Linked DNA regions of Homo sapiens: all the other regions are linked to region 1. The links are chromatin loops, found by intact Hi-C in ENCODE. Cell type or tissue: endothelial cell of umbilical vein. All regions are shown on one strand. Each heading gives the region's core, and the rest is flanking DNA. Links, peaks and the distances in the headings are about the cores only. Region 1 holds the start of MEG9 (maternally expressed 9). Region 2 overlaps LOC124903385 (a long non-coding RNA gene). Region 3 has its middle 110 kb from the start of LINC02285. Region 4 overlaps LINC00523 (long intergenic non-protein coding RNA 523).

The links. A loop is a pair of places that touch in the nucleus more often than their neighbours do. Peaks named below come from ENCODE experiments on the same cell type or tissue, not always from the same donor. Only the 100,000 strongest peaks of a DNase experiment are listed, where the experiment ranks them.
Region 2: a loop joins it to region 1, with 4 times the contacts of the local background. A loop is called at or near these places in 2 of 110 quality-filtered maps.
Region 3: a loop joins it to region 1, with 6 times the contacts of the local background. A loop is called at or near these places in 5 of 110 quality-filtered maps.
Region 4: a loop joins it to region 1, with 4 times the contacts of the local background. A loop is called at or near these places in 3 of 110 quality-filtered maps.

What each region holds. Positions count from the first base shown.
Region 1 is chr14:101,069,091-101,076,599 of GRCh38, reverse strand. It overlaps MEG9 (maternally expressed 9), which reads right to left and starts at 6,689. Exons shown (of 2, transcript NR_047664.1): 1 at 6,545-6,689; 2 at 3,663-6,158. It overlaps LOC105370670 (a long non-coding RNA gene), which reads left to right. Exons shown (of 5, transcript NR_188195.1): 2 at 1-66; 3 at 2,039-2,119; 4 at 2,471-3,214; 5 at 3,700-4,622. RefSeq lists an enhancer at 1-48. In endothelial cell of umbilical vein, for the core only: no CTCF peak of the experiment used is centred there; a DNase peak (open chromatin) is centred at 3,169; H3K27ac peaks cover 2,462 bases.
Region 2 is chr14:100,689,479-100,696,987 of GRCh38, reverse strand. LOC124903385 (a long non-coding RNA gene) reads right to left here. Exons shown (of 3, transcript XR_007064339.1): 2 at 6,690-6,786; 3 at 5,108-5,194. Among named protein-coding and RNA genes, the nearest start is that of DLK1, 34 kb to the left of the region's middle. RefSeq lists enhancers at 1,859-2,799, 3,274-4,473, 3,963-4,731, 7,235-7,509. In endothelial cell of umbilical vein, for the core only: no CTCF peak of the experiment used is centred there; a DNase peak (open chromatin) is centred at 3,637; H3K27ac peaks cover 1,893 bases.
Region 3 is chr14:101,232,013-101,239,521 of GRCh38, reverse strand. No RefSeq gene overlaps it. Among named protein-coding and RNA genes, the nearest start is that of LINC02285, 110 kb to the right of the region's middle. RefSeq lists enhancers at 2,873-3,496, 6,481-7,127. In endothelial cell of umbilical vein, for the core only: a CTCF peak has its summit at 4,088 (motif pointing right); a DNase peak (open chromatin) is centred at 4,141.
Region 4 is chr14:100,659,661-100,667,169 of GRCh38, reverse strand. All of the region lies in intron 1 of LINC00523 (long intergenic non-protein coding RNA 523), which reads right to left. Among named protein-coding and RNA genes, the nearest start is that of LINC00523, 6.1 kb to the right of the region's middle. RefSeq lists enhancers at 71-572, 5,449-6,648. In endothelial cell of umbilical vein, for the core only: a CTCF peak has its summit at 3,706; a DNase peak (open chromatin) is centred at 3,679.

The sequences.
Region 1 (7,509 bases), core at 849-5,848:
CAAACGGGACTGCTGCCCGCCTTTTAGGCGACCGTTGGAGGCTGCTCTGTGCCGGACACAGGCAGGGTAGGTGGAAACCCCGCAGCAGTTCCAAGTTTTGGGGTTTTCGGGGGAAACCCATGAAGTTACCCCTCCATGGAAGGGGTGGTCTGCACCCGTTCTTTTCCCCAAGCGGGGGGAAGAGACAGCCTTAGTACAGGCCGGGCTTGCCCCCTCACCGGGGCTGTCTGTGCAGCTGTCACCCTCCTTCCTCCTGGACCTGCCAGGAAAATGTCAGCCCCGCGAGGGAAATGGCAAAGGGAAGATGACAGCAGACGAGAGAAACAACAGCCCCACCTGACACAGCCAGGACCCTGCGGAGAGGCGGCAGGAGCCCCCACTTCCTCGGGACTCAGCCTCTGCACCCCGGGACTGCCCATGGCCCCTCTGAGGGCTCTCCTCACTCCTTCCTCCCTCATTAGGGAAGAGGCCAGTACCCAGCAGCCATGGCCCAAGCGCAGGTGGTCTGTTCTGTGCACCCAGCATCCCCCTAGGGTCTAAACCAGGTATGGGGCTGAAATGGGAGAGGCAGAGAAGGTTGGCAGAGAGGCCTGGGGTGACGGAGGAGGAGTGGGCTGCTGGGCTCTGTTCCGGGCATGCTTTGGTGTCTCTCTCTCAAGAACCCAGATCCTATTATGAGGACACGGAAGCCCAGAGGGTTCAAGTGACAGCCCCAAGGTCACAGGCATGGGCGAGCTGGGCTAGTGGCTCCGGTGTGTTGGAGCATGAGGCTCTGGCAGCATTGATGCCACCTTTGCCCCCACACCCATCCTCAGGGTTAGTGCCCAAGTTGGGGGTGAAACCTGGCCAGCTTCAGTCCACTGACTTTTCAGCATCCCTTCCTGAGGCTTAGAAACTTCTTTGTCTTTTGGAAAACAAACTCTTTCTGTGCAAGAAACTCCACTCAATTCTTGGGCAGTGTGACCCCAGTCTTTTTAGTCAGAAGTGTCACTTCCTCTGCTACCCACCAAAGAGGGGGTGTGGCCAGCCGAACAGTCCCCAAACCAGGGGTGGTACCCCCTGCGCCTCAATAAGAAAATGAGTGTGGCCAGGAGGGGAACTGGATGAGAGTGAGAAATCACCCATCTGTGAGAAGAGAGGCCTCATCACCGGGGAGAGAGCGCAGAGTCAGCTTCAGTAGTGACTGGGACAGAGAGAGAGTCCTGTGGCTGTGTGATATCAGACAAAGTCACCCAGGGACAGCTGCACAGGTGTCAGTTGCTTTGGTCTTACAAAGAACCAGAAGAAAGCTATGCTTCAAAGAGAACTGGGTCCACTCTGATCCCAAGCCTTTCTTCTAGCCCAGGTCCTGATACAGCACCCACCCACCACCAACGTCCAGGGCTCCTTGCCATCCCTACCAGCACGTGCTTCTGCTGCCCAACTCCCTCGACTCTTTCCTACCCATCCAGGGTCCCTGGCCTCTGCTCAGGCACAGAGAATGCCCCCATTCCTCAAATGCATGTCAGTGTGTGTGCACGTGTACATGACAGGGCACGTGTGGTCATTTAGAGATGTGCACATTCCTTAACCCATTGAAAGTCTTGGCATGGGTTGTGGCCTCGCAGGAGAGCTGTGAGTTCATGGCAAAGGGGGAGATGGGGTGGAGCTACCAGGGTGAAAGTGGCAACGGGCCACAAAGCCCTTTGCTGGGATTTTTGGCTCAGACAAACTCAGGGAAGGCTACTCTGTGGGGCCTGCCAGTCCTGGGACCCCCCACTGTACCTCAAGCCCACCTGGGTCACAGCACTGATGGCTGACCAGTGTTCCTTGGTCCCATGTATCCTGCCCTGTGACCCCGAGCTCATTTGCCTAAGATGCATTGAGGATTACCAATCCCAGTGCCCTCCAATTCTCCCTCTCCACTCATCCCAGGCGCCAGGCTCTGTGCCAAGCCCAGGTCATGTTCCCAGTTTTGAACACAACTCTGTGGCCCTGACTTGAATTTCTACCTCTGTATCCTCCCATCAAGTCTGTGGCCCACTCCTCTCCCTTACAGCTCCCACAGCTCAGAAGTCAGCGGAGCAGAGTCCCCAGGAAACCAGGGTCAGGGATGGAGGCTGCTGAGGAGCGGGTCTGGGTGAGGACCAGCTTGTGACCTGTAGCTCCGGGGACCAGAGTGTGAACGATTTTGGCATAGATGCTGCTCTGAGCTTCCTAAGAGCAAAAACGGGCTGTTGCTGTTTGCGGTTCTTGTTCTGTTTGGGGGATGCCATCAGGTGCTGGGGGCGTATCAGGAGGGCACAGCCCCAGAGCCAGCAGTGTGTGGGGGGCTGGACCATCAGGCCAGGTCCCCGGGCCAGGGTGAGGTCTGGGCTGCAGGTGCACAGCGACCTCAGGATTGGTGGGGGTCCTCCCCAACCATGGATCACTGAGGGGGAGCCCCAGTTTAACGTGAACCTAACAGGCATTTAACTCTCATCCTGCCTAGGAGGTGGAGGCCAGATACAAGAAAACCACAGTACCAGTAAATGACAAAGGCTGGATCTTAACCCAAGTCCTCCGACTCTGAAGGCCATACCCAACAGGTCCCATTTTATTTGTTTTACTTTTTTTTAATTGAAGAAAAAAAAACTAGCATTCCCCTACAGTGCCCCCCACCTGGTGGGGACATCTTGGGTTGGCAAGGCCACCACTTTCAAGAGTAGAAGTGTTTTTCAGCAGGAGGAGTTGGCTGCACCAAAGGAGCTCAGGAGAAGCTGGAGTCTCAGGCCCAGCAGGAACAGCCAGAGGTTTTGCAGCTTTGCCCAGCGGCTGGGTTCGCCGAAGGGTCTCCCTGGGGGTTCCCAGCATGAGCCGAAGCCACCCTCCCCTGTGGGATCTGTGAGGCCAGGCATTGGGCCTCTTTAGGCCTCAGTTTCCTCCCCTGTCATAGGCAACTGACAGTCCCTCTGGAGCGCCACTGGGGCTGCAGAGGGAGGCCGGAGAGATGGTGCCCCCCCTCCTCCCCGCCACCCCCACACACAGCCCTCAGCAGGATGGTGGCTGCCTGGCCGATTGCTTTTGCATTTGCAGCAGAGCGGGGGAGTGAGGCCAAGCTGAGTGCCCCCTCCCCCTGCCCAGCCAGCTCAGACCCAGGCGGTGGAGCAGGAAGGCTCTGGGGAAAACAGTGTGAGTCACCGGGCGGCCAGAGTGTGTCCTTCCCTGCTAGCGCACTACACGGCAGGTTTCATAGGTAATGATGTCATTTATGAGGCTCCCGCTTGGGGCTGTGTCTGAGTCAGCCTGGCTGTGTCGTGACCAAGCGGAGGCTGGCAGCAGCGAGGCGTGGGCACGGGCTCTGCCGCCGGGCTCTGGCCTCTGCCCCCTCGTGGGGCCCAGGCTGCCAGCCCCAGGCCTGGAACGGGCAGGCAGTGGGGCTGGGGGAGCCGTTTGAGACCTCGGATTGATGAAGAAGCATGCATTTTCGTGACCCTGGCTCCTGCCTTGGAACGGGGGGCTCGCATGCAGTGGAGGGGGACCCAGGAGTGAGCCCCGACTTCAGGAGGTTGCTCCCTGCAAAGTGCTTGTTGGGCGAAGGCCAGTGACATTCTGTGCGAATCCCTGCTGAAGGCAGATGGCCTCCGTTGTTAAACCTCCCGCTTAACAAACATCATCTCCGAACATACAGACACACAAACATATTTACATTTTTATAATGTGTATTTATTATTCAAATAGCTTGACAGCAAAGTGTTTGAAAACGAAGAGCAGGAATTCCGCGGTTCCTGCCCGGCCTCGCCATCCAGCTGGGAGAAGAGCATGGTCATTTCCTTCACTTAGTCCACGGCCACTCGGCGCTCATCCCCAGCACAGCCCTCCCCAGGCTGCGGCAAAGACTGTTGCTGTCCTGCTGAGGGATGTGCCCCCGGGGATTCAATCGAGATTCTGTAAGATGTGGGGGATGTGGCGGGGTGGGGGGTGGCTTCTCCACATCCCCAGGGCTCTCCTTCTTCCCCAGTGAGGTGGGAGAAGCCGCAGATTGGGGTCTGCTGAGGAGCGGGCCTACATGAGGCCCAGGTCGTGACCCATGGCTCCGGGGACCAGAAGGTAAACAGTTTCGGCACAGGGTGCTCCCACTAGGTCATAGGTGGATTCAGCCTTCTCTGAGAACCGAGAAGATTCTGGAGTCTTTTGAAGCAGGAAAGGAGATCAGAGGAGGAGATGGTGGCAAAGCGGGGACTGAGACTCTTGAAATGTGTTTATCCCAGGCAGAGCAGCCGCTGAAAGGGGAGATGGAGAGAGAATGTCAAAAGCAGCACTGGGTGTTTTCCTGGGGTCTCTCCACAGTGCCCCATCATTTCCGAATCACCAGGCCCGCTGGCACAGGGGTCTGCAGCCCAACCTCGCAGAATGACCCCCTCTCTGCAGGCGGGCATCACCCTGACAGCCCCCTCCCAGGACAGAAAACCTATAGACACCTGGCTGCTGGGTGTCAGGCCACCCGCCCGTTTCTCTTCCTTTCCTTCCAGCCTTTCCTCTCCCAACCAGCCCCCTCCCCACCCGGTCCCCCTTCTATTTTTCCTGGCTAAAACCAGCCACAGATACCACCACACCCGGAAAGAGATAAATAAATAAAAGAAAAACAACCTCAACTGTGAAAAGCAGTCCAAATCTGAATTTTTTCCGGCCTGAGTTAATTACACTTTAAATTGGCATGTTTACTGATCGGGGAATTTCAAGTTAACAGAGACAGCGCCCCCTCCCCAACTGTTTGTACAGTAGAACTCAGCAGGCTGGCGGGCTCCCCCAGGCCTTGGCAGGTCCTGCCGCTCCCCTGCCAACGAGAGAGCATAACAGAAACATCTATTTTTGAGTGTTAGAGAAAACGAAGATCTCACAGATGGCGGGAAGCAGCATTCTGGATGGTTTCCTGCACCCAGGCTCTGTGCACCTTCTCAGCAGCCTCTTGCCCCAGGAAAGACCAGGGCCTTTGGCCTCTCGGGACCCTGCAAGCTAGCTGCCTTGCACAGGGGGCTGTCTGCCTATCCCATCGTCGAGGGCCGAGCCTGGTCGAGGCTCCCCATGCTGTAGCACTGTCCAGTTGGCTCTGACCCCTTCTCCTTGGAGCAAGGCTGTGTGGGGTGCGGAGGGGGCTCTGGGCAGGAAGCAGGAGTCCCTGATGCATTCATTCACTCAGCACACACCAATGGAGCGAGGAGCTACACCAAATAAAGTGGTGGCCTGATCTCTGCCTTCTCAAGACCGACCCTAATAATGGGCCTGGGTCTCCCCTAGACCCCATGTACCTTGGAAAAATCCCATCCCTGCTCCAGGCCCAAATAGAGGCAACCAGTGGATCTTCTGATGGATGCAAACCCAAGGAATGCCTCCGGGGACAGGCCAGACCCCCAGCTCACAGCCACATCTCTCCTGGCAGAAGTGGCCTGATGTGGCCACCCCCGCCCCAGGCCTTGGTTCATGGTCGGGATCAACCGCAGGCTCTGCCGTGGGATGTCCACACCCTCAGGACCCGCCGGGTGCCCTGTGCTGCCCACAGAGGAGAGACAAGGCCAACAAGCATCACTGAGCACTTTCTCTGGACTCAGTCCTGTGCTAGGTACAGGGATGCCATTGTGCACAAGTCAGAAACAGCCGCGGCCCCAGCAGAGCCTGCAGTCTGGGTAGGGAGATACTTGCTGATCTAAGAATCAGAGCAGTGGATATCTGACTGCAAATTGAGACTGCCTGTGAAGGATGAATCAGGGAAGGCTTCCTGGAGGAGGTGGCCTCCCAGAGCTCAGCTTGTCCTTCCTTGAGGTCCTTTCCATTCCCAGTCCCCCTCTGGTCACTCACTTGGCCCAGGGCCTAGGGCCTTCGGGCAGGCAGTGCAGCTGCACAGGCAGGTGCTGTACCTGCTCCCCTGCACGCTGCTGGGATAACGGGAAAATGATGAATGAGGCCCCATCATGCCCTGCTTCCCGGCCCTCAAGCCCATTCCCATCCATGACAAATTGTCCCTCTACCTCCACAGGGTCTTTTCAGCAGCCTCGCCTGGGAAGCCTTGGCAGCACTTGGTGGAGATTTATGCCCATCTTCCCCAGATTCTTCTTTGTTTTTCTGCTTCTTTATTCCCTCAAAATATGCTTTTATTTATTCATTCCACAAACGTTCTCTGAGTGCCTCCCGTGTGCTTCCTCCTGGTGATAGAGAGATCGGGTTCAGTACACCCTCCTGTGTTGAACACCTGCTTTGCACTGGTGTCTATGGTCAGATTTCATCCAAGGAGACAGGCATGAACTAAGCACCTACTATGAGCCAGCACTGCCGAGCCAAGGGCCCTGGCTTCTAAAAGCTCTGCCACAGGGTGGCCGAAACCCCAGCCCCTTGGGTATTGAGGTCCTGGCTTGGTGATTTTGCAGCCCTTCTTGGTCTGGGTCGCCTCAATTTTTACAAAGAAGGAAGCCGCTCGTTCATCAGAGGTGGGTCTTGACCCCAGAGTCTCAACCCCAAAGCTGGGGAGACAGTGCTCAGAACAAAAGCCACAGCAATGCACCCTGCCCTCTGTGGACCTCAGTTTTCTTACCTGTCCAAGGGTGTGAGCAGAGAGGCAGGACAAGAAGGGAGCAGCCCTGACATTTGGGGGTTCTCTGAATCCTTGAGGACCCCTGACGACCGTGAGCTCCGTGGGTCTCCAGGACTGCACCAGCCAACGTGTCTGTGCAGAGTGGTGGTACACAGACAAGGGTGGGGGTGGTGAGGGGAGCACCTGGTCCCACCCAGGAGAGATCAACCAGATGGTCTCAGCGCACCCACCACCTTCACTAGGTCTTGTTCACTCCATGCAACTGAGGCAGTGAATATAGCCCTCAACTGCCATCAAGCGGAGTGAAAAACACAGGTCAACATAGGTCTTTGGTATTTGGATGCCCATCATGCTTTGAGTCTTCTGACAAAGCAAGCAGCCCTCTCCCCAGGCCAGACACGCACCAAAGCATCCCACTTCATGGGTGATGGCACCAAGTTGGAGAGATGACAGGTGAGTACAGAGAAAAAACCATGAATATTCTGGCAAGCTAAGTCTGGGGGAAAGTGAGCCTACCTCATCATATGATACCAAGAAAAGAGGCCCATTCGGTGAGCGATCTGTCTTCCAGGACACAGGGGCTATTCCTAAAGCCCGTGCAAGCAGGGTGGGTGAGAGCACACAGCCTGGAGCCAGACCCTGCCCCACCTCCAGCTGGGTGACCTTGGTTGACTCACTCAACCTCTCTGCGCTCCATTTCCTCAACTATGGAAAAGAAACTGTCTCCTCACAGCAGCTGATGGGGCCCAGGACCAAGGCAAGCGCCCCAACACGACAGCTATTACTTCTCCTCTTATCTCCCGCTGAAACAACAAGGAAATGGGAACGGAGGTCCAGGTTGTTCAATTTCCCAACCACGTCCAGGAGACATAGTGGGGATAAACCGGGCCCTTGCACTGGAGAAGGGAGCACACCTCGTGAACTTGGACCGGCGGCAGGGTTTACACACCGCACTGAAGACGGGA
Region 2 (7,509 bases), core at 1,572-6,571, 380 kb after region 1:
TTGGCAGGCCACTGAACCAGACAAGAAGACTCTGAGCCGCCGCTGCAAGAAACCAGCCCCTGGCAGCAATATTTACATGCTGGTCATGCGTGTTCCAAAGGAGCAGCACCAGAGGGTTTTGCTACTGAGTGGAGAGCGCGCCTGGCTCGGATCAGTCCTGTGGAAAGCACAGTCTGTGCACAATCACACGGGCAGATCAAAGACCAGCTGCCTTCCCACAATCTCGGGGGAAGATGGTGCAGCCAGGGAACTTGCCTCAAGCCTTCAGTATCAGATAAGGCTGAATGTGTCAGTGAGAAGAACAGAGCTAAGAGTACCTCCATTCAACTCCTCACCAACCAGTTCGGTGGTGACGTCGGTTGGCTCCTTTATGTTGGATTAACAGGGAGGCTGGAGATTTGGATTCTTTTTTTTTTTAGGTCTTTGGATGTCATGTTTATGGCTGTGATTTTGAAGACATATTTATCTGATGATAAAATAACTAGGAAAGGAATTTTCAACAGAGTGAGATTTTTGTAAAAGAATATGGACGAGATAGGTCCATAAAAGATGAGACCCTCTCCCTGGCCTGGCTCGTGCTGAATCTGTCAGCAGCCACAGTGCGGTGCTCCGAGACACCTCACCCCGGAGCGCTTAGCCCCATTAGGAAGGGTGAGCAGGTGATCGGTTTTGTCGACAGCATTTAGAACCCTCATCTTTTAGAGAAACCCAGATGAAAACAGGGAGGGGTGCTGAAAGTGGCTGTGCTCTCCAGATGTAAGCGGGGGCGGCTAGCAGGGGCCGGAAGGGCCCCCGGCTTTCTAACTCATGGTCAAATGGCTATTTTTGTTCAGAGAGAGTTGAGGGGAAAAAAATGTCTTAGAACAAACGACAAAATATGGATAAGATGAACAAATTCACTTTTTATCTTAAATGAAGAGTGACTTACAAAGCCGGTTGACTTGGAGGCCACTTTCTCAAGGCCGAATACTCTCATTCAGCAATTTCAGAGGAACCCCTCCTCCCTGACCCACACAGACATTTTTTTTTTAATTTGGTTTAGAGAATATCAGGGGGTGGAAGAGGGGAGGTGTAGACAGGGACACCATTTTGGCCTTAGAGGCTCTTGGCTAGAATAGAAAAATCAAGGCAATCGGAACAATTAAGTCCTTGAAGTTTTTCTGATCACCTTCTGGGCGGATCTGGCCGTCCCAACATGCCGTCGCTGGCGGCGTTCATGTTATTTATCCCCAGTTCATTCTGCACAGGCTTTAGGGGGGCTTAGGAAGTGACACCGGCGCAGACAGATAAATTAGAAGTGGGCGAGAAAGATGAGAGGAAGGAAAACAAAGTCAGAGACAGGAGGGCTCCGGGCGGCAGGAGGTCGGTGCCCCGCCAAGCGAGCGGGAGAGCACTGAGCCTCCCAGACAGAGCAGAGGATACCCAGCCTGTTTTCCTTGCATGAGCTCAGCCTGCAAGCTCCTCATCCCCGGAGGCCCCTCGGGGACCACTCTCTGACCACACCACGCTGCCTCTTGTGGAGCCCCATCTAAGTGTCTTCCTGCTGGCCAGGCGGCTACACCAGGGAGGACAGGAGCTGGGTCTTTGTCACCCCTCATTCCCCAGGGCCTGAGTGTTTGATTAGTACTTGATGAATAAATGAATGAATGAATGAATCAGCAGATGAGCAAATGAATGAACAGAGTCAGCTAAGAGAATTCACTTCTCCCCATCACCAGGCCAAGGAACAAGCTGGGAGAAGAAATCCATCTGTCTCTGCCCTGGCACAGCTGGCCCAGAGCCTGGCTGTGGTCACCCTCCGTCTTGTCAGAGGCATGTGGTGACAGTTTCAGCTTGTCTGTTCACTCGTCAATGCCACAAGCATTTGCAGGTCACCTACTCCCACAGTTTGAATCCCTGCTGTGCTGTGTGTCCTTGGCCAGGCTACTAAACCTCTCTGTGCCTTCATTCCCTTATCTGTAAAATAGGAATAATAGCAGTGCCTTCCTCTGAGGGACCCTGGGAGGGCTTGGGAGTTTACATCCGTGCAAATGTGCTGGATCTACGCCAGACACATAGTAAGCACAGGCTGGAGCTGACCACTGCTAGCGTTTCCACGACCCAGGCCCAACTGGGGGACACAAAGGTGAGTGGACAGGATCCTCCCTGAAGTAGCGCCTACAGCCAGTCCCAAACCAGGCCCAGTCCTTAGCCCCCATGGCAGGCTTATCTCTGCAAGCCCACTCAGATGTCCCTGGCCCCTCCACCAAGGAGCAGCCCTAGTCATGCTCCGTCAAGAAGGCGCGAGTGTAACGCAGCACTGGCCGCAGCCGCTGTTGCTGTGTAGGCATGGTTGCTGCTGCCTTCTGACCGCCGTGTGTTCTGGTCCCGGGGAAGGCCACCTGCCTCCCACCCGTGTGCCTTTGCCCAGGCAGTTCCCCCTGCCTGGGTCTCCCTTTCCTTGGCCATCTTCGCAGCCATCTGCAAAGTGGACCCAAGGAAGCCCGCTTCCCCGCCCCATCCCTCCTTCAGAGCCAGCCGGGCTCGGGCAGCCAGGAGCTCGGGGCTGAGGCAGAGTGTGAGACCCTGAGAGTCGGGTGGGGGGAAGGGGTCTCTGGAGGAGCCTCCAGAAGAGGCAGAGGAGGAGAAGAAAGAGATGGGGAGGAGGGAGAGGAAGGAGAGAAGAGAAGGAGAGGGCTCAGAGGAAGAGGATGAGACAGAAGGAGGGGAGAAGGGGCAGAGGCAGTCGGCTCCGAGGGGTGGGCGGAAGGGCACCTCCCAAGGGCCGCCCCCGCTCTGTGTGCCCTGGGTAAATGTTTGTTAAGTGGATCGAACTGAACTGTATCAATAGAGAACACAGGGCATACAGCCTGGAAGCTTCCGAGAGGCCCGAGGCTGTGCGGCTCATCTTTAAGGGGTTCGTCGCATGCATAAGTGGCACCTCTTTACTCCAGCATGAGGGCTGTCCGCTGCCCTGCCCAGTCTCACCCTCTCTTGGGGGCCTGCTGTGCCCCACAAGCTGCAGGGCCTAGTCCTCGCCTCACCATCCAGTGCTTGGGAGGGGTGGGTACGCAGAAGGGGTGGACGGGGCGTGGAGACTCAGGAGCTGCAGAGAAGGGGGCTGGGGGAGAGGGGAGCAGGGGGTGGCCGGGGAGGCACCAGGAACCCCAGGTTTCCACTTGGGTCGTGGGGTAGGGACCGATGCTGGAGGAGCCAGGTAGGGGTGGTCAAGAGAGTGGGAGATTTTAATTGTGAATTGAGGTTTCCAGAGGGACAGGCGGTTGGAAGAGGAATTATTGAATGGAATATTCCAGAAGGGAAACATAGGGGAGAGGCTGACATGTTGCAGCCATGGAGAGGGAGGGAGGAAGATGTTCCGTCCATGGAGAGGGAAGGAGGAAGGTCTTTTCAGAGATGAAGTGACCTCGAGAGATATCACTGTCCCTGCAGACTCAGGCAGGGGCAGGTGGGGGTTGAGCCTGTATCCACACCGTCCATGACAAGAGCAGAGCCAGGCAGGGGCAGGCTCCAGCTTGTCCACTGGGAGAGGACGCCGCCTCCATGAAAGAGCCGCAGCGGAAGTCTCTGAAGTGGCAGGGAGGGTGGGCAGCCCTCTCAGGGAGAGCTATGTGTCATTCGATCAGTGATTCACTCGTTTACTCATTCAGCACGCACTTCCTGAGTGCTCAGCATGTGCCCAGCAAGGCCCTGGGCACTCGGCAATGACCGCACAGACCTCAGCCACCCCAGCCTCACTTTCTGCCGGTGGAGACAGACCTCAAACAAGGCGAGCGAGCTAGTATTAGAGGAATGTGCTCAGGGGAAGGTGCAGTTTCAGGCCCAGGGAGCAGACCCGAAGAAGAACGCCCAGGCGCCAGCGAGCGCAAGGGCCCTGGGGCAAGAGTGTGGCCGGCGTGTTTGCAGAGTACATGGGAAGTGCGTGTGGCTGTGGTGGAGTGAGAGGTGGCGAGTGGTAGGAAATGAGCTCAGGGAGGCACAGGGACTGGAGGGCGCCAGGGCTTCAGAGGTTTTGGCAGGGACTCATGTTTGGCCGGGTGACCCAGGAGCCCTTGGCGGGCTGTGGACAGAGGAGGGCTTGGTGCAGCTCATGCCTGTGCTGGATTCCTCCAGCCGCTAGGTCGAGATGAATGGGAAGGCACAGCACGCGTGGAAGCACGGGGCCAGGTGGGAGCTGCCCCAGCCATCCACGGAGGCCATTTGGTGTGGCTGGAACCTGCTAGTCTCAGAGGGCAGGTCTCACAGGCCTTCTTCACAGGTTGGCTGTGGGGTGTTGGGGAAGGGGAGGAGTCAAAGAGGACCCCCACTTTGGCTGCAGGAGATGGGGCTGGCTGCAGGACAGCAGCCGCAGGGAGGACTGGGGACTCAGCCTGGGGCAGGGGCATGTTGAGGATGCCCATTAGACATCCCAGTGAAGGTATGGAGAGGATTTTTGGATGGCAGTGTTCGGGGTTCAAGGCAGAGGTCCTGGCTGCCAACATAAATTCAGGACTCATCAGAGCATGAGTGGAATTTACAGCCATGGACAGGATGAGATCACCAAGAGTGATCCCAGATACTTGTCACTGTCTCTTCTCAATTAATGGCAGCTTCTTTGGGGGCAGGACCACTTTTTGCTTTCTCTATGCTCTTGGCCCCAGCCCGGCGCCGGGCAGGGACTGAGGAGGCCCCTGGCCCCAGCTAGCGTGATGAATGACTGGCTCTGGAGACTAGTAGGTCAAAAAGTAATTGGGTCTCAGCTCGCTGCGGAACATCACAGCCAGACACCTCGCCTCGCACCCTCTCGTACCTCCGCTTCCAGGCCATTCACCTCCCCATTGGACCCAAACCACCTTTATCACCAGAACTGACACTAAGGAAGGGAGCCATGTGAGGTGCGTGATTATAGAGTTCAAGGAATTGATTGTTTTTCTGGTGCAGTTGTCTAAGTTAATAAATGTTAAGCAGATCTATTTTTGAAAGGAGGCACTTGACTCCATCCCTATGGTGACAATATTTCCCAAACCCGGGGCCAAAGACACCACCTGACACGCGGGCTGATGGATGGCCGAGGGACGTGGCAGCGTATTTGCAGCCGGGGCTGTCTGGTCTCGCCGCTCATTTATTCCTCCCGCATGCCAGGCAGGATATTAAGAACTCGCAGGCTTCTGTTATCTCCAAGCATGTCCGCACTTGTAATGGGTTGACTTCAGTAAACCTATTTGGGAGGATATTATCTCTGGCTTGTATTACGGTGATGGGAAGGAGCGGGGGCTCTAGGAAACGAATATGCTACTTTGACTAGGTTTTTCAATTTTCTGCCCATCATCTGCTGCCAGAAGGAAACAGCTTCCCATGGAAGGTGAGGTCGCTGCCGAGGAGGTCGGTGCAGCGAGGCGGGTAAGCCCGCCCGGGCTGGGCGCCAGTCCCAGCGCTGCCACTTCATAATCATCACAGTGAGCTCTAATGGAGCACTTAAAAGGTGCCAGGCCTCATGCCAAGCGTCTTCTATGAGCCACCTCATCAAGACCTCCCGAATTCCCTGGGAAACAGGCACCATCGTTATCACAACTTTGCAGGTGAAGCAGCTGGGTCTCAGAGACGCCGAGCCACTTGCCCAGAGAAACACAGCAAGTAAAAAAACAGAGGCATCACAGCAAAACTTTATCCAGCACTCCCTCTGTCCCCAGTGTGTACTAATCCATTCATTCATCACGTCCATCTTTAAAGCGGGCTACTGCGAGCGCTGCAGGGTAAGAACCACGTGATGACCAGCCCGTATGATGATTCCCATGTGCAGGTGAGGAAACTGAGGCACAGGATGTGCAACTAGCTCTCCCAAAGCCATGTAGCCAACAAGCCATCGCACTCAGCAGCCTGAGGGCTCAGGGTGCAGGGAATTCATGCTGTGGCCTCCACCACCTCCATCCCCTCCCTTCCTGAGGTCAGTTGGGCAAAGGCGCAGGGGATGCTGCAGAGGTCACTCTCCCTCAAGGCTTCAACACACCCCCTCACCCTGAGCAGCTGCCCAAGAGGAGACTTGGGGGCAACGCTTTGCTGCAGGAAGGTGGACACTGTTCACCCAGCCCCAGAGTGTCCTCTGTCTGTGCTGCAGATGGACAATACACCTAGAGAGTGTGTCAGATGGTGATAAGGGCTCAGGAGAAAACCAAAGCTAGGGAGGGGAGGGGGCCAGTCCATGCGGTATGGACAATTTAAAGCAGGGACCAGCCAAGTGCGGTGGCTCACACTTGTAATCCCAGCACTTTGGGAGGCCGAGGCAGGAGGATCAGTTGAGCTCAGGAGTTTGAGACCAGCCTGGGAAACATCACAAGAACCTGTCTCTAGAAAAAATTGAAAACTTAGCCAGGCATGGTGGTGCACGTCTCTAGTCCCAGCTACCTGGGAGTCTGAGGTAGGAGGACTGCTTGAGCCCAGGAGGTCAAGGCTGCAGTGAGCCAAGATGGTTCCACTGCACTCCAGCCTGAGCGATAGAGCGAGACCCTGTCTCAAAAAAGAAAGAAAGAAAGTAGGCGGTCAAGGGAGGTCAGGCCCTAGAGGAGATGAATTGTTCAATTCAGGGTCTCGGGAGTTCCCTTTAGGATTCTCCTTCCCTCATCCGCTCTCCCGTCAACACCAGAGCTAGGGTCCATCTCCGAGGTGCATCCTTTGTCCCACACAGCTCAGGCCACCTTTCACTCTCAGCCTCCCACCTGCAGCACCTCCTGGAGGGCTCCCTCCCTTCGTGACGGATGCTCAGACGCGATTTCCCACTTCCCAGCTTGAGACTCTTCCAGAGCAACTCGCCTCCTGTAGGACACAGATAAAAGTCATCCCCTCGGCCGGGCGCGGTGGCTCATGTCTGTAATCCCAGCAATTTGGGAGGCCAAGCTGGGCAGATCACCTGAGGTCGGGAGTTCAAGACCAGCCTAACCAACATGGAGAAACCCCGTCTCTACTAAAAGTATAAAATTAGCCGGGCATGGTGGCGCATGCCTCTAATCGCAGCTACTAAGGAGGCTAAGGCAGGAGAATCAGTTGAACCCCGGAAGGCGGAGGTTGCGGTGAGCCGAGATCGCCCCATTGTGCTCCAGCCTGGGCAACAACAACGAAACTCCATCAAAAAAAAGAAAGAAGGAAAGAAGGAAAGAAGGAAAGAAAGAAAGAAGGAAGGAAGGAAAGAAAGAAAGAAAAAGAAAGAAAGAAAGAAAGAAAGAAAGAAAGAAAGAAAGAAAGAAAGAGAGAGAGAGAGAGAAAGGAAGGAAGGAAGGAAGGAAGGAAGGAAGGAAGGAAGGAAGGAAGGAAGGAAGGAAGGAAAGGGAGGGGATGAAAGGGGAGGGGAGGGGAGGGGAGGGGAGGGGAAGGGAAGGGAAGGAAGGAAAGAAAGAAAAGAAGTCATCTCCTCAAGCTTGAGGCTCTGCTCTAACTCAGGGTGGGGAACTAAGCTGGGAAGGCTGAGGGCAGTGACCAGCCCGGTGGGGTGATCCCACCTTCTGTACCTAGCAGTTGTGTGACCTCAGATGGATGATTTAA
Region 3 (7,509 bases), core at 979-5,978, 160 kb before region 1:
AAGCCCCCCAAAGCTTTCATCTTTACCATGTCCTTCCCTCCACTTAGGCTCCTCTGTGGATCTTACCATCTTGCCCCGAAAGACTTAACACTGCTGGGGGAGGATGGTCAGCACAAACACTACCCTTTGCTTGGAAGTGTGCCCTTTCAATAGTTCAAAGGGTATCTTTCAAGGGGCCGAGCTCTCAGAGTACAAGGCAGGGCCATGCACACACTGCGGTGGCCCCAGTTGTTTGCATAACACCTGCGGCAAGAGCTCTGCAGGTCGGCACCCACCGAGGGAGAATTGCAGCTGACCCTGAACCTGGGCCAGCAGCGCCTGGCAGAAGGGCTGAGGTCACAGACACTGCCTTCTTCCTGATAAGTTTCTGAGAAACACAGGTATGTGATGGGATGAGTCTGCAGCAGGCTGGGCTTCCTGGTACAGCCAACAGGATGGAGCTGTCCCGCTCTCATCGTCAGAGGAGCTTCGTAGGTGCTGCTTGTTGAGATCATGGTGGTTTGATCCACAGGAAGGATGCAATGCATCTATTTGTACGAGTGTGTCTTCATTCATCCCTTTGTTCATTCAAGAAATATGCGGGGACCTTCCTGCCTGCTCCAGGGAATAAAAAATAAATGCGAAAATCTTCCTGCCCTCCTGGAACTCACAGTCTAAGGAAAGAGACATACTGGCAGGCCACCTGTTACAATGTAGCCCCTTTGTTTATTGATGGATTCATTCATTCATCAAGTACCTCTTGCAAGCTGTTTATGTGGTAGGTACCTGGGTGCTCACCAGGGATGAGTCCACAAGAAGCAGTTAGTTAAAATGTCAGACGTTGCCTGTTGAGTGGTGAGCAGACATAAACCTTTTGAACAATGTGAAAATAGCTCCTCAAGAATCATTTGTTGAGAAAAGACTCTTAGGCCTAAAAGGTTCATTTGAAACCTTATATTTGATAACCACATATCAGATGCAGCCAACAGTATTTGCTGCTTCTTGCATCCATTGATCACTCACTGGGCACCCAGTAGGCACCAGAGGAGTACAGGCATGACAGAGACACAGCCCCAACTTCCAACAGCTCGTGGGTGGTTTGGGAAGAAGAAAGGTCAGAGCCCAGCGTGAGACCCATCTCTCACCCACCTGATCAGCACACAGCAAGTGCCTGGACTTCTTCTGGGACTTCTGGGCTCTACCTGGAGTTCTCTGCCTCTTCAGGGACCACCCCATTTGCTTGATAATTGAGTGACTCCTGGTAGCCTCCCCCATCCCATTGCCTCACAGTACTTCTGAGGGCTGGAGACAGTTTCTTTCTACAGATGAGAGCACCAAGACCCTCTGAGGAACGGTCACCTTGAAGGAGTGGCCAGCCTCCTCTGAGACCGGGGTGGCAGGAGGCACGCTTGGAGACCCACTTTCACTGGGTGGCCTGGTCCTTAGGACCAGCCCATTTCTGCCCTTTGAACATCAGCAGATTCATTTTAGGGCACTTGGTCCTTGGGGTTGGCTCTTGCTGCAAAGGCACCATTTTCTCCATTTAGAAACTTGGTCCTTTTGGAAGCTGGAACATATCATTAATTTATTCATTAGTTTTAAAGATTTCAAAACAGACTTTCTCAGTGAAAAAAAATGTGGAGACATGTAATCCCAGCACTTTGGGAGGCCGAGGAGGGCGGATCACGAGGTCAGGAGATCGAGACCACCCTGGCTAACATGGTGAAACTCCGTCTCTACTAAAAAAAAAGACAAAATATTAGCTGGGCGTGGTGGCTGGTGCCTGTAGTCCCAGCTACTTGGGAGGCTGAGGCAGGAGAATGGTGTGAACCCGGGAGGCAGAGCTTGCATTGAGCCAAGATCGCGCCACTGCACTCCAGCCTGGAAAAAAAAAAATGTGGAGGCAGAGGAGGGCCCTGCAGGAAGCTGGAGCTTTGTCCTGTGGAGGATGGGCGCTGAGTGTCCAGGCTGGGGCCTTAGCACTTGCAGGAGGCGGCGGCGGCGTTGGACATGTGTTCCTGCCTGGCAGAGACCTGGGGACACGGAGCTGAGGGGTCCAGGCAGGGGTGGCCAGTGCTCTGAAATCAGCCAAGTTTGCCTAAAAAGAAACCGAGGAGTGTGGAAGTTAGGACTTGTGTCTCCTCCAGATACCACCTGGGAAGGAGGCCAGGGGAGGCGGAGTCCCCTTACCTGACAGCTGCTTTGTGAGACTAGGCACTGTGTGCCCATGGGCATGGATGGGGCTGGCCGGTGGAGAGGGCATCTGGAGCAGGCCACAGCACCCATGAGGTCTTGGGAGCAGGACACACTGGGCCAGAGTGGGTGGGAGGGAGACCACGCAAAGGTTCTGCTCAGCCAACCCCGCAGCGAGTGTTTCTGTACAACAGAGAGGCTGTTTTAATTCAGACTCTAAGAAGGATGGACTCTGCCCATCACAGGGGGACTCGGACCCCTTCTTGGGGACCCCATGCTGAGTCCGCAGCCCCCAAGACCAGCATCAAGTCCTCAGGGCCTGGCACTCACCTACCACCAGCAGTGGGAAGGAGCTGCAGAATTCAGTGACAGGTCACACATCCACTGCTTACCTGCCTGGGCTGAGACCAATGCCTTTGGGATGCACCCTGGGAGGGCCTGAGGACAAAGGCAGAAGATAAGGTCCACCATCAGCGATGGAGGCAGGCAAGGATCTGGCACACTCCACAACTTCCTCCTGCCCTGCTGGTAACGGGCCCTCAGAGGCACCTGAATGAGGGAAGGTGGGCCTGGCATGTGTGCCAGGACCCTGGGAGGCCGTCCAGTAGACGGAGGCCATGAATGCGACTGCAGCTGAACTTTGAGCCGATAGGCACATTCTTTTGAGTTAACAACCCCAGTGGGGTGTTTTCATCTGCGGGACCCCGGGCAGTGGGCTGTGCAAGCCCAGCTGCTAGAGTCCATCTGAAGTGGGGAGCTGGCAGAGGCAGCCCGAGATGGACAGACCCCATCACCTGAGATGGGCGTCCCTCAGGGGAGCAAGGCACAGCCCTGTGCCTGGGAAAGAGAAAATCCACCGGGAACCTGGAGGAGAGACAGTGCTGTTGTTGTCAGGCTCAGCAAATAAAAACACAGAACACTCTGTTACATTGGAATTTCAGACCAACAATAAATAACGTCTTCATATAAGCGTATCTCAAATGTTGCATCTTTGTCAGACATTCCAACGTAACTGGGCATTGTTTTTCTTTTTTTTCAGATATTTCATCCGGAAATTGTGTAAGGAAGACGAGTTCTGACAATGCTATGAGGCTGCCGTTTGGGGGGATTCTGTGGTGGGAGGACAGCCCTGCCCGACCTCCTGAGGGCCCCCCACCCATCACCATGGCCCTGAGAGGACCTCTGTAACTTCCGCTCACAAGCACTTTTCTCTCCCAGGCCCACTCTCTTGACCAAAATAGAGACTCTTGAAAATGCGTCTGGCAGGGACAGGGGGATGGGTATTGGCCCAGCCCCTCGCTTTCCTGGCCTGAGTCCTCATTGGCCCAGAAAGGACTCGTTCTTCTCTTTCCTTTCCTCCCAAGAACGGGAAAGCCCGGGTGGCTGGCTCCAGCAGCAGGACACGCAGCTCAATCCTGCAGAAGCTTTGAGGATCCCCTCTGTAGGGGGTTCTGAGGGTACATTCAGGGCAGCTCCCAGACCCTGCTGATCAGGTCTTAAAGTCCAAAACTCATGAGATGTCTGATTGCGAGGGTCCTCAGCCCTGCCAACCCAGATGCTGCAGCTGAGGTCTGGAACCAAGGGGTGACCTGGCAGAGGCCACCAGGAGCTGGTGGCAGGCAGGAGGCATCTCCGGGTGGGCGCATCGGATGGGCTGGTCCTTCCTCTTTAAGATCCCTGGCAGTTGGTTTAGTCAAAAGGGGCTGGTTCTCCCCTCCAGAAGCCTGGGCGAGGTGGCCCACCTGGAAGGGACAGGCACCATCCTGGTGGGTCTGGAGGTCTTAGGTCAGAAAATCTGCTGTTTTCTTGGAGGGGGGCTGGAGGACAGAGCCCCTGCACAGAGGGGGCCCATGGCCTTGGTCCTTCCGGGGCCCTATCTGTGGTTCGCTGTCCACTCCAGCCCCAGGCCCTTGGGCACTGAGGATGGCCACTGGGGGGCAGTGCGAGCCAGGAGACCTGGCAGGGATCCACTGGAGCTCCCTGCCCAGCGGGCCCTGCCCAGGAGGAAGCGGCCCAGGGTGGTGAGGGGCCCTGGCAGGCACCCCCGCCTCTCCTGCCTGAGGCGGTTTGGGGACCAAGGCCCTGCTTGGGTACTGAGCTTTTCCCTGATGTCTGTGATCACAGCCCTGGCCATACACAATCACGCACACACACACACGTAAGCACACACATGAACACACGTACACGCTCATAAACATCCACACTCAAGTGCACACACGCAAACACATGTACATGTACACGCAGAGACAGTCATACTCACACATGTACACAGACGTGCACTCACACGCGTTTATAAGTCACACACAACCCACAGAGACATGTTCCCACACACACGCACCCTATTTTGCACATACGGCACACACACAGGCCCAGGAGGGTGGCAGAGGCACCAAATGCCCTCTCGGAATGCAGGGACCTTGAATTTTCCATTTGTTTCTCCCTTGCCGGCAGCCTAGCTGGGAGCTGGGCTCAGACCCTGCTGCTTGAAGCAGGGTGAGCCCCTGTTAGGTCCCCACCGCCAGGCTGGGCCTTCCTCAGAAGCCCCTTCTGCTGCCAAGCAGACCCCCGGGTCCCTGGGCTCACTGCCCTCCCTCTGACCTTGTACCCCAGCTGGGCCGTGTCCTCTGCGAGGCTGGACCCCGCGTCCCTTAGGAGCCCACCCTAGAGGGGGATTCTCTGCTCTCCCGCAGCCCCACTGTGCGGCGTGATCGCACTGGGTGGTCGTGTCCTCTTCTGCGCAGGGACTCCTCACTAGGCTGGAGTCTGAGAAAGGCCCCCCACCCCCGCTGCTCCCCCACTTCCCTCTCTCTTCCGCCATTGTCCTTAGCTGTCTTCTTGCAGCTGCCATCCTCCCTCTGTCTTACAAAGGGAAACCTGGGCCCCCAGCACAGGGAGTGGCTCGCGCAGGGTCACACGCAAGTCAGGAGTGTCTTTTCACAGCTGTCCGAATGCAGGGGGAGCTGCTCCCCTCAGGGACCTTGGTGAGCCCACCCCTGTCGGGTGGGCGATGAGAACCGATGCCCTGAAGTCCCTCCCCCACCGACTCTAGACCACCCTATTTTCATCTGGCTCTGTGAATATGGAAACAACACAGCCCCCAGCTCCCACTCCCTTCCTCTCTCTGCAAACAAGCATTTCCTCACCCCTAAGTGCCATGTCTGCCTGAAAGGTCATGGCTCCTCGAGACCTCCCTACTCTGCTCCCCCAGGGGACCGTCTCTCCTACCCCCTGGACATACAGCCCTTGGCTGTGGGTGCAGAGCCCTTGGCTGCGCTTTCCTTGTTGGGTTTTCTGCTGGTGCGGTGAAGGAGGGCCACCCGACTCCCTCACCTCAAAGAGGGGGACGTGGGAGGCCCCAGCAGAGGGTACATCTGCAGCAGGCAGGGTGTGTGGTGGGGCTCTGGGGCTCTGGGGCTCTGGGGCTGTGGGGCCATGGGGCTGTGGGCTGTGGCTGTGGGCCGTGGTCTGGCCTCACCACTTGCTGTGAACAGGTTCCAGCCCACAGCCTTTTTTCATGGAAGAAATTCTCTGGCTAAATCCAATTCTCCCAGTTGCCAGACAAGCCTGCCACAATCCCATATCCTGTTCTAGGGACGTTTGTTTAGCTTTGTGCACAGACAAAATCGGTGAGAGTTTCTACATACAGAGTGTGCCTTAACGGGCTTGCATTTGAGGCTGGGGTCTGTGTGGGTGAGGGCGGAAGGTGGGCCTTGCTTCCGACCCTCCGCTGTGTGGCCTTGGGGAGTCGCCATCCCCCAGTCTCCACTCCTCCTCTGCTGTAAAACGAGGACAATGGGGCCCAACCTTTGGGGTTGCTGTGAGGATCCCTTTATACACCCGGCAAGGGGCCCCTTTCAACAGTTCCCCCAGAATGGGGATTGAAATCCTGAGGGATTCCCGTTGCCATCAGCATAAGAGGCCTCATCTTCCCCACCGTCTCCGAGGGCCCTGGATTATTAAGAGAGTAACCAAAACTGAGGTTTTCATTCCCCATGCTCCTCTGAGCTCCTCGGTCCCGAGATGCTGTTGAGGCCATGTTTTCAGTTCCCCAGGCCTCCGGCTGGCAGGAGCCTCCCCTTGGCTCTGATCCTGTGCCATCAATCTTGCTCACCAAGACTCAGCCCCCGTCTGGGTGGGCTTAGGGAGGCGGGAGGCCTGGTGGCTTGGCACGTGGAGGGGGCCGCAGAGGCGCATGCAGGAGGCCCTGGCCTTCCTGGGGAAACGCCTGCCAGCACCTTTTGCAAACAGCCCGCCGGGGCAGGAGCAAGAATGCGCGGGAAGGAGCAGTGTGGGGAGGAATGGTGCGGGGTGGAGTGGTCTGTGCCGTGGGCCCTTGGGGCCTGAGGAAGGGCAGGTTTTCAGGAAGCCCCTGAGGCCCAGGGTGCACTGTGCACCCTCATTTTGCCACACGTCTCCTCTTGGCCTTTGCAAACTCTGCTCTCCAGCTGCCAACATTTTTTGACAGCGAGGCACCGCTTTAACCAGACCCCAGCTCCTGGGCCTGAGAGCACTGCTTTACGCGGGCTAAGCACAGGCCCGGCGCCGAGAGAAAACACATTCATGAAAGCATCCACATTAATCATGGGCGATGGCACAGAAAGGAACCGAGGCTAGCACTAGACAGCACTGTGTGTGGGGGCACTTGTGTGTTCATGTGTGTGTGCGTGCTTACATGTGAGCGTGTGTGTGTGCACTTACAAGAATGTGTGTACGGATGTATGCACGTGACCGTGTGTGTGTGTGCGAGTGCATATGCTCACGTCTGTGTGTGCGTGACTGTGTGCGTACCTGCCTGTGGGGGGGCACATGTGTGGGCATGTGTATGTGGGCATGTGTATGCAGGCATTCATGTGTGTGCACTGTGCTTGAACGCTGGCAACATGTCACCAAGAATTCTGCTAGGCAAGGAGAAAGAGGCCCGATGGGCTGTCCCAAGCTTTGTTTTGAAAGGCCCTTTTCCTCTCCTCCTCACAAACCAAGTCATGCCTCTCTGACTTTGCCATTTCCCTTGGCCCTGGCGGCGGTGTTTGCCAGCTCCGCAGGGAGGTCTGGTGGTCTGGTTGTGGGGTGGTGTTTCCCACATTGTTGAAAGGTTTGGTGGGCAAAAGCATCCAGTTTTCATCCTGACCCCAAAACCTCCAGCCAAGGCAACTGACACTCAGTCAATAATAATACAAAATTAATCTCATGTTTATATGGAATCTTCCACCCCAGAGACAATCGCCTTGTTTGGAAGCTGGGGGTGGATTAGCTGGTGCGTGACCCGTGTGGGTGAAAGTGAGGAAAGCCAGCTTCAAGGCCAGGCCACCACCACACTCTGTGACCTGGGACCTGCCA
Region 4 (7,509 bases), core at 1,718-6,717, 410 kb after region 1:
CGTGATGGTGGCTACAGTCACACAGGCGGCTGGAGAGAGGGGGCCAAGAGCCTGGGAGAGGTAGGGCCAGGGGAGTGAAGGCTGAGGGCTGGGGGACTACCGCGGGTGTTCCGCTGAGGCGTCAGCTCTCTGCAGCCCCTCTCCAAGATGCCTGAGGTAGGCTTGGGAGGCATGAGGGCGACCTCAGCACTTTTCACCAGCTCCACCCACCTCACAACCCCCTGGACGCCTGGAGATGCAGGCCAAGACTGTCTGAGCTACTGGCATAGTCTGTACTTATCCCCCTGAATTCTTCCCTGTGTCTCATGAGAAGGAGAAGCACAGTCTCACATCTCCAAAGCCAGAATGATGAGGGGGTCCACTCTGTCCCTGAGCTCTTTTTCTTCTTTGTCAATAATATAAGGAGGGCACCAGCCTGTCTGACCCTAGAATCTATCACTCTGCAATGCCTGCCTGGATGGCTGCTGATCTTCACCCAGAAAGCCAAGGCTGTTGAGATAACAGTACCAACTCAAAGAGAAAGGAAAGCACGGGATCGCTGTAGCAAGGGGCCAGGCAGCATTCTAGTCCTTGGATGGGGATCCATGGGGGAGGTGTCCCTGGGCACAGCACATTCCTTCCCTGTGCAATGGAAATCCCTGCCCCCAGGTGAACACAGTGGGAAGGGCTGGAGAGTGGAGAGCAGGGACTCGGCCAGGCTGGCTCTGACCCACTCAGTCCTCTCTCACCTGCTCTGTCTGTCTGGATCCCATTGAGTGCTCAAGTCACTAAAGCACTACCGTTTACAGTCATTTGCTAAATGGATGGTCCACACCTGGGCAGTTTGTCCCAAACCCTGAGGCAGGGTTCATCCTGCTGTTCCTGAACAAGAACTTCCAAGGCTGGTCTGGGGGAATAGAATCTTCTAAAGTTTTCCAGGTGATTTTCCACAGTCAATGAGAAGACCTGGGTAAGGGTCCATGAGCCTACACGCTACCAAAAGCGCCTGGGAAAGCGCAAGGGGGAAAGCCCAGGTGTTAGGTTCCGAAGGCGCTGGGGAAGCCAGGCTGCCCCGAGAACGTCCCCCTCTGAGAGATTTTAGGTGAGTCACCTCTCTGGGACTTCAAGAGCCAGCCCAGTAGCACCCTCCTCTGGGATGGAACCATTGGTCTTTCTCCCGCCTTCCTTCTGTCTTTGCCCCGACACTGCCACCAAGGCACTCGGCACAGTGAGTGTTGCTTCCCATGGAGTGTGAGCCACCGACTGCCACCACCACCAGCTCATGCCTCTTCTGTGCCAGATGAGTCAACTGCCTTAAGTAATTCTCACAGCAACCACCTGCCATTCTGCCCACTTTCCTGGTCAGTAAACAGTGCCTCACACAGAGTTGCAGCCTGGCTGAGTTGCAGCTCAGCTCCACAGACTCAGAAGCAAGTCAGCTTTTGATCACGGAACCTCCTGGAAGGCAGAGTCCCCGGACTTCGCCCTCCCGCCCTCCCTCTCTTCCTCTTGCAAACAGTTGTTCAAGGTCTGCTGTGTGCCAGGCATTGTCCCGGATGCCAGGGCTGTGAAGACACATCAGAACGGCCTGCCAGGGGAGACAGATGCTGGGGCAAATGCTCCCAGGGCAGGGTGGCAGGAGCTGGAACCGAAGGGAATTCAGGATGCCATTTAGACTACAGGGTCACAAGGAGGAAAAGGATGTCTCTTTGGGGGTGGGGTATGGAGAGACGCCACAGACAAGGCAGAAAGTCTTTGTTTTCCTGGGGCCCCCAGCACACAGCAGGAATGGCTAAAAGCCTAGAGGACACAGCAGAGCTTCCAGCCTGTTTCTTGCTCGTCTCAGTCATTGAAACTCCTCAATTTCATGATTGTACCAGCCCACATCTGTTTATGCGCTCATCGGAATCCGCGCTGACAATGTATTTGTTTAATTTCCAGCAAGAAGGGGAAGATTTGTCAGGGTCAGGGATACGTCTTGCATAAAACATTCTGATTAAACTCTGTTGGCCAGAGAATTACTTTCCCATCATACTTAGAGAAATCTAGTTGTTTCCTAATTGGAGTCGCTGCCTCGCCAGCGTGTTCACCATTTACAGTTCACTCTCTGCCAGATGTTGCTTGATTGTAAATTCCTCCCCAGAAGGGGGCCCCAGGTGTCTTGGGAGAGGTGCTAACTGGCACAGGCCATGGGAGGCCTCTGCATGCTGAGCTGGAGGAGAGCCAGTGTCCTAACTGGAGGCCGGGAAGAGAACGTCCTTGTCTACAGTGGCCGAGGGGGGTGGTTATTAAAAAACATGGGACCAGGGCCAGGTGCGGTGGCTCATGCCTGTAACCCCAGCACTTTGGGAGGCCGAGGCTGGTGGATCACAAGGTCAGGAGTTCGAGACCAGCCTGGCCAGTATGGTGAAACCCTGTCTCTACTAAAAACACAAAAAAATTAGCCGGGCATAGTGGCACACACCTGTAATCCCAGCTACTCAGGAGGCTGAGGCAGGAGAATCGCTTGAACAAGGGAGGTGGAGGTTGCAGTGAGCCGAGATCAAGCCACTGCACTCCAGCCTGGGTGACAGAGCAAGGCTCTGTCTCAAAAAAACTAAAACAAAAAAACCATGGAACCAGCAGAGTGTCTCAGCATCATCAGCTGTCTGATAGGTGAGAGCCCACTTGGAGCCAGAGATGGGGAGGGCTATTGTGCTAGCTTGCTGAGGGCTGAGTCGGTCCTTGGCCTTGACAGAAGGGGCCGGCAGAGGGGCACTGCAGGAAGCCAGCAAGCAGGAGGCCTCACTCAGCCTTGGATGGGGCAGAGAGATCGCCAAGAAGGCGCAGTAAGGAGCTGTCTGCCTCCCGAGAGGGTTTTGGGTGAGGACAGACTTTGAGTCTGTCTTGAGGAGAGTGGGGGGGAAGCAGGAGGAAGAATGGGGAGCCACCACTTACTCTATGTCTATTGAATGCCAATTCTTCATATATGTAGCAGTCCTGCTAAGTAGTGGTTATTACGCCTATTTTTCAGATATGGAAGCTGAGGCTCGCAGAAGTATAGTGGCTCATCTGGAGTCACAGCCAGAAAACAGAGGCACAGGAATGTGAACACAGGACCCAGGATCAGTATACCTGGAGCCTGGCCCACCGCACACAGTAAAAACCACAGGAGGGCAGAGGAGGGGGAGGTCACCACAACCCTTGGTGCACGACCACCCACAGGAATACAGAGGTCTCTTTTCACTGTGCTGGCATGGCTCATGATCAGTCAGTATACAGGAGACACAGACCCTCCCACAGTGCCCCTTCCACGTTCACAGCAGACATTGCTAATCAATCACAGCATGCCTCCAAGCACCAACACCAACAATCAGGGTTGGTAGACTGGATGGACCAATTCGCCATCCTGGGCTAGTTCTTTGATTTTAGTGGCTGAACTGTTCAATGCAGCAGCCACGAGCCACATATCGTTACGGGGTGCCTAAAATGGAACTCACATCTAAAGTGCATTTAAGTACAAACAGCATGTTGGATTTCGAGACACAGTCTAACAAAAAAAAAGTAAAGTATCTAATAAATGTCGTGTTGATTACATGCCAAGATGATACTATTTTGGATATACCGAGTTAAAGAAAATATAACACTAATTTCACTTTTCTTGTGTACTTTTTAGAAATGTGGCTTACGTTCGGTTTCCGTTGGACAGCGCTGGTCTCGAGTTCAAGCTGTGCCAACAGCGCCCCTGGTGGCCGAAGTGGGTAAATTCATCTGACCAAGGGCCTGTTTTTCTACTGGAGACCCTGCGCAGGTTACTCCACGGTTCTGCACCTGTTTCCTCATCTGTGAAATGGGGACAATAATAGTTCCTATCTCATAGATTGCAATTCAGGAATAGATGAGTTAAAATATGGAAAGTATGTGAAGCAGCACCTGGCACCGTAATAAACGCTGAGTGACAGTTGGCTATGTTTTTATTATAGCATCTTGTTGACTGGGAGGTAGATTGCAGGCCCTTTTCTCTCCTGGGCCTCCCGATCTTGGCCCCACTCCAGAGCAGCCTCCACTCCCCAGGAGAGATAGGAGCTGACGTCCATCAGGAAGAGCACAGCTTCCTGCTGTGTACACCGGAAGAGGCCCCACCAGGCCAAAGCCATGAAGCCATCACTGGAGCCACTTCCTGTGTCTCACTAATAAGCTTCCCCATCACCCCTCACTGGGGTTCTGGTTCCTACCTGAGCTCTTGAACCCTGAGCCCAGTTCAAATCTCTGGAGTCCTCAAAGCCCCCGACACTCTTGCTGTTCCCTGACTCTCCCCACAGCATGGTTGCTGACACTGATCCTTCCAGGAAGCTGCTTAACTCAGTCCCATTTCCCAACAAGCTCTGAGAGTCATTAAAAATAATAATAGATGTGCCTTTGCAGATATAAAGCAAGAATGGCTAGTTGTGGCATTTCTGCAAAGCTTAAAAAACACAGAAAAATTATTTTTAAAAAAGGAGGGGGGAAAGGCTTTTGTAATTCCACCACCAAGAGTCAGCCACTACTTACTATCTTCCTAGCTCCCTTTCTAGAGCAGTGCTGTCCAATAAAAATGTAAAGTGAGGCCGGGTGCAGTGGCTCACACCTGTAATCCCAGCGCTTTGGGAGGCCGAGGTGGGAAGATCACCTGAGGTCAAGAGTTCGAGACCAGCCTGGCCAACATGGCGAAACCCTGTCTCTACCAAAAATACAAAAATTAGCCGGGTGTGGTGGCATGTGCCTAGAATCCCAGCGACTCAGGAGGCTGAGGCAGAAGAATCGCTTGAACCTTGGAGGCGGAGGTTGCAGTGAGCCGAGATCACGCCACTGCACTCCATTCAGCCTGGGCAAAAAAAAAAAAAAAAAAATGTAAAGTGAGCCACATAAGTAATTTCACAATTTCTAGCAACATGTTTTGAAAAGTAAATTTCACCTGGCTCTTAACCAGGTGAAATTAATTTTAACAATATATTTTATTTAACCCAATGTATTCAAAATATTATCATCTCAATGTGTAATCGATGTAGAAATCTTCACGAGATCGTTTACATTCTCCTTTTGTACTAAGTCTCTGAAGTCCCGTATGCTGCTTGCACTCACAGCACCTTTCGATTTGGTCAAACTGCATTTCAAGTGTTCAGTACCCATGTGGCTCATGGCTGCTATATCAGAGAGTGCAGGTCTAGGGTGCTTTTTAAAGCAAATGGGCGAGTGTTGAGTGTGACAATGTTGGACTGTCAAGGCCTGTAGAGTTTGGGACCCTGCTAGTCCACACTTGCCCCTGAGCCTTGCAATAATGAAATCCCTTCCTTCCTCAGGGCCAGCTGCTCCATGCACACCATATAGAATCTATACACTCTTTCCCAAGAGCTCCATGCACTATTAGGTGGGGAATCATTGGATGTCAGGAAAAGAAAGGGCAAGATAGCTCCATGGTGCCCTGGGTCGACGATGGAGAAGCATGCCTCTGAGAGCCCTCCAAGGTTAAGAAACAGGGAGTCCCCAGCACCCCTCAATCATCCTCATTCACATTGCTACTGCCCCGTTTTCCACACTTCAGTTTCCTCGGATTTCGTACTCCAGGCAGAAGCTCCAAGACGCCTAGTACTTCAGGTTTGACATCCTGCCAGCTTGGGCTCCAAGCAATGGGCTCCCCGTACATTGCGAACCGCGTGTCTCCCAAGATGAAAGACTGTAAAAAAAAGATAAAAATAGTTCCCGGGAAAGGGACTGCTTCAGCTGGCCCAGTTTGTAGAGTCCCTGTTTCATCTCTGATGTGAATAATTCATCTCTTCTAAAGTGCTGCTGTTAAGTTAGGAGCATCATTATTGCATTTTTTTTGATGAGGCACTTCTTAAAAAATCATAAACACCCAGCACATTAAGAGGAGAGCCTGAAGTACGTCATTTAGAGCCATTTGCTCAGGCAGAACCCAGCGCTTGTGATCCGTGCCGTCAGCTTGTTCCCTAAGCTGACATATCAAAGCTGCCTTTGGTTTCCTCCTTTGCTTAGACTAGGGAGTATGACCTTGCTTCTTTTGAAGAGTTTGCAGAGGTGGCCCTGGAGAAGGAAACAGTCCGGCCTGGGAAGCAGGCGGCCGGAGGGCTGGCCCTTGCTCTCTTTGGCCTCTTCTCAATTACCTTGTGAAGACAAGCACAAGTAAACAACTCTGGAGTGAGGCCAGCTCAGTATACATTCTTGAAGAAGCCGAAGGGCACTGCGATATGAATAATAATATGAGTAACAGTGACTCATGCCACCATTAATTGATCACTTACTACATGCCAGGCCGCCCACACTAAGAGCTCTAGATGCATTATCTCATTTCATCCATGCAACGCTATGAAGAGGGACACTCCTATTATACCCATTTCACAGATGAGGGCACTGAGGCACGGAGGGCAGGGATGAGTCATTTGCAGGGCTGTCTGCTCCTGTCCTTCTCCACCTCTCTCAGTGGGGAGGGACACTCCCCTCCAATTGCTGATAGTCCCTGGAATCCCAGCTGAGCCCAGAGCAGGTCTGCAAAGAGGTCACTGAACTCCGTGATAGTAAGGTCAAGGCCACCCTGAAACCAGCCATCTCCTACAGAGCCAGGCTGCCCTCCCCTTGCACACAGGCTGCCTGGGCTTAAGTTCCGCCAACAGACTTGGAGCAGGAGGGCTGCGGGCTGCCCTTTGTATGCACATGCGTCTCCAAACCAGCCTTTTTACAAAATGTATTTTAGTTGTGGGATCCTTTATTCCCGTGAATTCTTATCCAGAAGCCCAAAATGTAGAATAGATTTTCAGGGAGTTTCCCTGGTTGAAGGGAGGCATGGGGGACCCAGAGACCCCTAGAACAGCCCTCTCAGCACCCTGGACCTGGGTGAACCAATGCTCTGAGTGACTTCTTTGTTTGACGAGACGGGTCAACTGAGTCCCGGGGAGGGCAGCCACAGGGCTAACATTTACTGCGCACTTGCCGCGAGCCTCACTGTGCGGAAGCTCTCTCGTTCTCTCCGGTTACCCCGAAGCCTCAGGCTCCCCTAGTTCACCAAGCCCAGGTTTCTGGGAGTGAACCTGGTCCCGCTGCCTGCTCCACACCTTGTACATCTTTGTCTCAGGTCTCGAGGGACAGGATTGAGGTGGCCCTGTCCCTTCTGTCCCCTCCATCCCCAATGACAACTGATGGGTTCCAGGTTTTCTGTTTCCCTTTAGCAGGAAAATGGAGCCCAGAGATTTGGTCTGGCTTCCCACGTGAAAAGTCCACCTGCTACTTGGCCGGTGTAGGTGTGGGCTGACCAGGTGCCTCCTGGCCTCTGGGGCCTCCTTTCTGGCACAGTAGAGCCGGGGTGGAGGGCGGCCCCACGGGGACAAGGCTTGGCAGAGCCAGAGGTGAAGTGGCCGGCATGGCAGCTATCCACAGCTGGGCCCAGGCCTGCCCCAGTGGTAGACACAGGGGCCCAGCTCAGGCCCCATAAGGAGGAAACTAGAAACAATTTTCCTCACCTCGCACAAATCCCATCCCAAATTCCCACCCACCAGCTTA